Regions from separate parts of the Homo sapiens genome. Here region 2 is linked to region 1. The links are chromatin contacts, found by Hi-C or POLR2A ChIA-PET in ENCODE. All regions are on one chromosome and are shown on one strand. The core of a region is the stretch at or near the end of the contact, and the rest is flanking DNA. Distances in the headings are between cores, read along the strand shown. Region 1 holds the start of CTSH (cathepsin H). Region 2 holds the start of MEX3B (mex-3 RNA binding family member B).

Region 1 (3,267 bases), core at 104-2,603:
TACAATCTATGGTTGCTATCACACTACCATGGCAGAGTTAGTAGTTGCTACAGAGACCACCATAAAGCCTAAGTTATTTACCGTCTGGTCTTTCACAGAAAAAGTTTGCCAAGCCCTGCTCTGGAATTCAGACAGCCTCTCAGCGCCAGCCTTCTCCAGGCAGCCCTCGCTTGCGGCAGCTAGGTTTTCCTTAGGCGGGAACTGACCTGGAGCTGGGCGCCCACTGAGGTTTGCAAGGCTGGGGAGCTTTTTAAATAAATAGGTGGGAAGGAATGAGGCAACCCTCTGGCCCAGATTCAGCCTCAGTGATCTCTGTCCCATCCCCTGAGCCTCTAGCTGGGGGAAAGCCCTGTCCCGTTCCTCCAGAGCTCAGGGCACCCCCCCTCCCTAGGTTCTTGGCTCCTTGGGTTGTTTCTTGGCTACTTTTCTCGGTGAAGGGGGCAGGTGGTCTTTAAGTTCAGAGCCTGTGGGCTGAGGCTGGGACCAGGGACAGTAGGAAAGGAGGGAGGCAGTAGGGAAGAGCAGGCTCCTTGCCTTCAGCCAGGGGAGGTGCCTGAGCCCGGGCAGTAGACAGGATGCAAGGGCAGCACGAAGCTGGACCAGTCGCAGCCAATCTGGCCAACAAGAGGAGTCCTGGGGCTCCACCTGACGCCATGGGCCCTGGGGTGCTGTTAAAAGCGCTGTTGGTCTGAGTGCTTTCCCTGGTGCCGTTGCACAGGGATTCACTGTTCCAAACAGCCCGTCCAACCTACTCTACAGATGGGACTCCCAAGACACTACGGGGATCCCCTGTGTGCCAAGTCCCGGGGGAAGCTGCTAGAGAAGGCTGGGACGTCCTTGCTCACCTCTGGCAGGGACAGATCAGAGTCCTCTGTGTGACACTCTGTGTCCCCAGTTGAGGAAGGCGGAAGGAGCTGCGGGCTCCTTTGGTATTCTAGGCTGGAGAGCCACCTGGCTAGGTGGGACCCTGGACACTCAGCCCATCTGCTCCTCTGGTCCTACAAGCCGCCCACCCTCCGAGAACCCCCGCCTATAATGCAGTTTACCCCTCCCCGTGCCAGCACGCAGAGTTCCTGGCCTCTCACCGGGGAAAGCTCTGCCCCGTTCCTCCGGAGCCCAGTGCGCCCCTGGCCAAGTTCTCCCAGCGTCCACTCTAGGGCCTGCTAGCACCCTCTCGGGCGGCGCGCCCTCTGCGTACCTAAGGAGTTCACGCACAGTTCGGCGGCACCGCAGACGGGGACTCCCAGGAGCCAGGCCCCGGCGCAGAGCAGCGGCAGCGTGGCCCACATCGCAGCGCTGGCGGCTTGGCTCTTGCGCTCAGGGTCCGCGGAGGTGGCGGCCCAGAGCGTCAACTGGGAGCGCGGGGGGGGAGCGGCACGAGCGTGGAGGAGCGGCGGGAGCGCGAAGGGGCGGAGCGAGCGCGGGGCGGAGCGAGCGCGGGGCGGGGTGGGCGGTACTCCCCCGAGGCCGGGCTCGCGGGAGGGGGCGGCGCCGACTAACTCGCCAGCTCTAGTTCACCTGTCGGCCGGCCGCGTCGCTCCCTTATCTCCTCTGGGAGGAAGGGCTTATCTGGGTATCAGGCCTGGCTGAGTCCTGGATCTGCCTGGACTGGCTGGCACCGCGCGGGGAGGTCTCAGCCTGGCCTCTCCCTCTCCCAGCCTGTCGCCATCCCCACGTCCCCCATCTCCCTGCGTGTCCCCACCTCGCACCCCCCCATCTCCCTGCCTATCCCCAACTCGCACCCCTCATGTCCCTTCCTGTCCCCACCTCACACCATGTCCCTGCCTGTCTTCACCTTGCACCCTCCATCTCCCTGCCTGTCCCCACCTCGCTCCCCCTATGTCCCTGCCTGTCTCCACCTCACACCCCCATCTCCCTGAATGTGCCCACCTCCCACCCCCTATGTCCCTGCCTGTCCCCACCTCCCACCCCCATGTCCCTGCCTGTCCCCACCTCGCACCCCCATGTCCCTGCTTATCCCCACCTCGCACCCCCCCATCTCCCTGCCTGTCCCCAACTCACACCCCCCATCTCCCTGCCTGTCCCCACCTCAGACTCCCCATGTCCCTGCCTGTCTCCACCTCACACCCTTATGTCCCTGCCTGTCCCCACCTCGCACGCCCCACGTCCCTGCCTGTCCCCACCTCGCACTCCCCATGTCCCTGCTTGTCCCCACCTCGCACCCCCCATCTCCCTGCCTGTCCCCACCTCACACCCCCCATGTCCCTGCCTGTCTCCACCTCACAGCCTTATGTCCCTTCCTGTCCCCACCTCGCACCCCCCATCTCCCTGCCTATCCCCACCATACCCCTATGTCCCTGCCTGTCCCCACCTCACACCCCCATGTCTCTGCCTGTCCCCACCTCACACCCCCATATCCCTGCCAGTCCCCACCTCACATCCCCCCATCTTCCTGCATTTCCCCACCTCACACCCCTATGTCCCTGCCTGTCCCCGCCTTGCACCTCCCATCTTCCTGCCTGTCCCCACCTCACACCCCCTCATGTCCCTGCGTGTCTCCACCTTGCACCCCCATCTCCCTGCCTGTCCCCACCTCATACCCCCCATGTCCCTGTGTGTCTCCACCTCAGACTTTCCCCCACACTCCCCACGTCTCCCTGCCCTGGTTAACCACATTTCCCTGGCTTCCCTTTTGCTTGGAGTGGACTTACAACTGAAGAAGCTAGACGACCTCCTTGTGAATTGTTTTGCCCCCTCAACAGACATTTTAGTCTTTCTGCTGAGGAAGCTACATTAAGAGCTGTAGGGCCATTCTCTGTAGTTTGCAAAGCTAAAGAAGATGGTATGTAAGGGTCTGGGTGTGAGACAGACAGAAGAACGTGCGTTCCAGGCTGAGGAGGCCGGTGCTGTCACTGCTTTGGGTGAGGAGAGGGTGATTCAGACCAGCCTGTGCCGTAGCCTCAAATGCCCAGTGATGCCCTGTTCTTCACTTACATCATCACCTTGCAAAGTGGCATGTTGTTGACCCCCCATTTTACAGATGAGGAAACTGAGGCCACAAGAGTAGATGGTAACTTTCCCAGTCTGTGCGCAGAGAGTGTCTGAACCCAGCCTTGACCTACTGCAGTGCTCTCTGCTCTGGGCTTGCTCTTTCTCTGTCTCTTCATTTTTAAATTTTTATTTATTTATTTTGAGACAGGGCCTGGCTCTCTTGCCACCCAGGTTGGAGTTCAGTGGCATCATCACAGTTCACTGCAGCCTTGGCCTCCCAGGCTCAGGAGATCCTCCCACATCAGCCTTTTGAGT
Region 2 (3,595 bases), core at 60-2,559, 3.1 Mb after region 1:
GGACAGCGAGACGGCAGGACAAGAGATGGGCGGAAAGGGGGCGTCTCCCTCACTGACCTCGGGCCGCGCCACGGGCTGGGCAGCGGATCCCACCCGCGAGGCGCTCGAGGAACAGCCCATTGGCTGCCTGGCCCTCCCCCAGTGACTGCAGTCGTCCCGAACCAAACCCGAGAATCCCAGAAAAGTCATCTGGGGAGATGCCGCTGGGATCCAGCTGGGCGCGCCGTCAGCTCTGAAGACACGGGGAAGGGGCTCGGGGAAGGCAGCTGAAGTCGCGATGCCTCAGCGCTGGTCGACTGGGGGTAGGGGGTGGGGTGTGAGTCCCGGGACCCATTGTTCCTCCTCTGGGCTCCATTCCGCTTTGCAGAAATCCAGAATCCTCCTCCCATCCTATGCTCACTCCTCCTCCTTCCTCCTCCCAAAGGACTGATCAAAGGCCCCCTCCCCCAAGCATCTTACATTTAAATTGTCTTTCTGGAGGTGGGCTGGTTGGGGGGCGTTAGGGGAGAAGGCAGTGATTTTAGCAGAAGAAAGTGCATCCCGCCAGGGCAGCGGCGCGGCTCCGGGAGACAGCCTGCCTGCACTTTCTTTGTCTGGGGCGCCGGCCCATCGCGCGGCTCTTCCTCTCTCCCCAAGGCACCCCACGCCGCGGATCCCGATACTGAACACGCCTTCCCCTCGAGGCAGTGGCCTGAGACCCTACACCACCCCCACCCACCTCCCCATCCCTCCTCGACCTACCTTGCCGCCCCACGATCTCGGCGACATGCTCAGAACTGGGTACTGGCACGCACTCGGTCATGTTCACGCTCTTCTTGCGCGGCTCGCTGTCGTACAGAGAGGCGCCCTCGTCACTGTCCAGCCCCAGCAGGGAGAGCTGGTCGAGCGCGAGCTGCAGGGCTCTTTGGTCATCCAGGGTCTCTCCCCCTCCGCTGCTGCCGCCGCCGCCGCCGCCGCTGCCGTTGCGCTCCAGGTCTGCGAACAGCGAGCTGGGCATCGCTCGGCCGTGCGCGCCGCGCCCCCGCCGGCCCTCGGCTCGGCGGCGAGAAGCTGCGGCCACAAAGGCAGCCGGGAAGCGGGTGGTCAGGGGCGGGGAGGCCGGTCGCCTGCTGAGGGCTCCGTTGCTTCTTCCTCGGTGCTGGGAGGAGTGGGTCGCTCCGTGCGGTCCGCACCGGGCAGTGGCTGCAGGAGCCCCCACCTGGGTCCCCACCCCAGACCTGCTGGCGGGTGGGGTGGGGGCAGAGCTCTAGCGGTGGCCGCGCGTGCCCCCCGAGTGCCCGGCTGGCTGGCCGCAATGCCGAGCGAAAAGCGAGCAGGCGAGCGACAGAAGCGTTTCTTTAAGGAGCCCCTCCCCGGCTCCTCCACTCCCTCCCTCCCGCCCGCCCGCCCGCCCTCACTCAGCGCTTTTTCCTCCTCTCCTCCCCGCCTCTTGACTGAGCCTCTGCAGCCAGACGACTCCGGAGGGGGACGAGGGAGGCGCAACGTCACAGGCGGGAGCTGACACCACAATGCTACTGACACTATCGCTGGGGGAGGCGATTGGCGCGCGCCAGGCCGGGGGCGGGAGGAGGCCGCGGGTTGAGCGAGCGGAGAGAGAGCGCCACCCCCCACCCCCGCGCTCGCCGCAGCCCGCCCCGTCCTCCTCCCGGCCGCGCCCCTCCCCCGCCGCCGCTAACGCCTCTCTTTGTTGTCTAATGCGGGACTGGCAGGCTCGGGACACTTGGATGTACCTATCAGCCGAGGACAATCATTGTCCCTAAGTCTCCTCCCTCGCCTGACTGAGAAAAGAAAACGCGCCCAACTCTGATGCCTGGAGCCGGGCTCTAAAAGAGCGGTCCTCAGGAAGTCCCGTTAGTGGCTCCAAATAAACCATCCGTGGAGCCAAAGCTTCCTCTGTGAGAAGAGTCTGTAGTCCGCCCAAAAGGGCGACCCGAGCCCTCCGACACGGAAAACGGGACTCCAGGTCTTGGGGCGCACGGGCAGAGTGACTCCCGGCGCGGGTTGTCCACCTGCGCGGGAGCGCACGAGACACAAAAGCACACGCCCGCCCACACTGGCAACCGCGCGCGCGCGCGCCCGCGCCTGCATTTCTGTCTCCTTGGGCAGCACTTCGCCCAACTGGCCCTGAAACTGAGGATGGGAAAGCTAAAAGCTGGCTGCCGCGCGAGCTCGGCCCGCCCGGCCGCTGGCGACCTCTGGAATGCATGGCACCAGTGTCCAGCACACGCCCGGCGCCCGGGCCGAGACCCTGCGGGTTCTGACACGCGCACGAGCGCCGCGCCGCCACCGCGGGGACGCAGGCCACAGCGCCAGCGGGCGGCGCGGGCGTGCGCGCCCGCTGTTCCCATCCCTCCCCTCCGTGCCCCGCGGCCGAGCATGCGCAGTGCGCGCGAGGAGCGGGCGGGCCCTTTAAGGCGGGCGCTGCGGAGCGCGCGCCGGCCCCGCCCGCGGCCCCGCCCCGACGGGAGGTGAGCGCTCCCTGCCCGGCCGCTCTTTGTGCGCTTCTCGGGGTGGGGGTGGCGGCAGAGGGAGGTTGCGACGGCACTTGCCGGCGAGGACGGCGAGCTGCGCCCCCTCCCGGATCTCCCAGGGACCGTCTCCGAGTGCGAGAGAGAAGGAAGGAGGATTTGAGGGGCGGGCCGGGGCGGTGCGCGCTGGTCCTCTCCGCGCGCATCCCCCTCCGCCGCCCACTAGGGCGGACGCCCCTTCGGGCCCCGCGCGCTCTGCTGTCCTTTGTTCCGGGAGCCGCCGGGCTCGCCGCGCCCTTTGCGTCCCGCTGCGGATCGTTCCGCAGAGCGGCTGGGCCCGCGGTTCATAGAGTCGCCCAAGATCCTCACAGAGGGACGTCTTCCCAAAACAATGAGGCCATGCGGCCGCAGCCGCACACGGGCTGACTGGGGAGATCTCGTGGTGCCGCGGGGCGGTCCCGGGGCTCGAAGGCAGAGGCTCCCCTAGGTGTGCCCTGCCTGACCCCGGCTACAGGAACGAGCGCTGTGGGCCTCGGTTTCTCACCCGTAAAATGAAGAAAATAATCCCCGCCTTTACCACCTCGTGGGTCGTTCGGAAGATTAAATGCGACAGTGGATGGGCGCGCGCTTACAAATCAGTAGACAGTTCCGCAAGCGCCTTTACTTTTGAGAACGCGGTGGTGCAGCTCCCTTCACCGCTTGCTTACCTGGAGCTGTCTTGGGAAAGAGGTGCTGATTATTTCCTTGGGGAAATGGGTTTAGAAGCCACTTACAGTGGTTATTTCCTCAGGATGTTTACGTCAGCTTCCCGGAGCCTGGTGTGTGTTTTTCTTAAAAAGGAATGTTCGATGGGAGGAGGCAGGTGGGAGGATGGTGCCGAGTCCTCCGTGAAAACCACCACTTAGAGCTCCAGTAGGAAATTACTGTATTCTTTTGACCCGGTTTATGGACTTGGAATCCAACTAACTTGGGAATGAGGGTTCTTGCCGAGATGGAGGGTTTTGAGTAAGGGGTCCTGGCTGGGGAGAGCCAGAGATGAGGCCCAGCCTCCCGCGCTCACGCAAGGCCTGTAAACAGAAAGCAGACTGGAAAGGCGCTTGGAGCATTTCCATCTTTTTAACACAAAG

The links. A loop is a pair of places that touch in the nucleus more often than their neighbours do. ChIA-PET counts read pairs that join two places held with the same protein, here RNA polymerase II (POLR2A). Pooled maps may share reads with other maps.
Region 2: a map with no recorded cell type shows a loop between it and region 1 (7-fold over the local background). The contact joins the promoter of MEX3B here to the promoter of CTSH in region 1. A Hi-C loop is called at or near these places in 2 of 37 single-sample maps with no recorded cell type and 4 of 50 pooled maps. POLR2A ChIA-PET finds 5 or more read pairs at or near these places in 1 of 52 experiments (GM12878).

Annotation. Positions count from the first base shown.
Region 1 is chr15:78,943,693-78,946,959 of GRCh38, forward strand. CTSH (cathepsin H) reads right to left here and starts at 1,354. Exons shown (of 12, transcript NM_004390.5): 1 at 1,199-1,354. The coding sequence starts at 1,289. RefSeq lists enhancers at 37-86, 547-1,085, 1,086-1,624 and silencers at 475-769, 1,207-1,556.
Region 2 is chr15:82,044,709-82,048,303 of GRCh38, forward strand. MEX3B (mex-3 RNA binding family member B) reads right to left here and starts at 1,310. Exons shown (of 2, transcript NM_032246.6): 1 at 742-1,310. The coding sequence starts at 997. RefSeq lists silencers at 1,090-1,389, 2,240-2,559 and an enhancer at 1,613-2,559.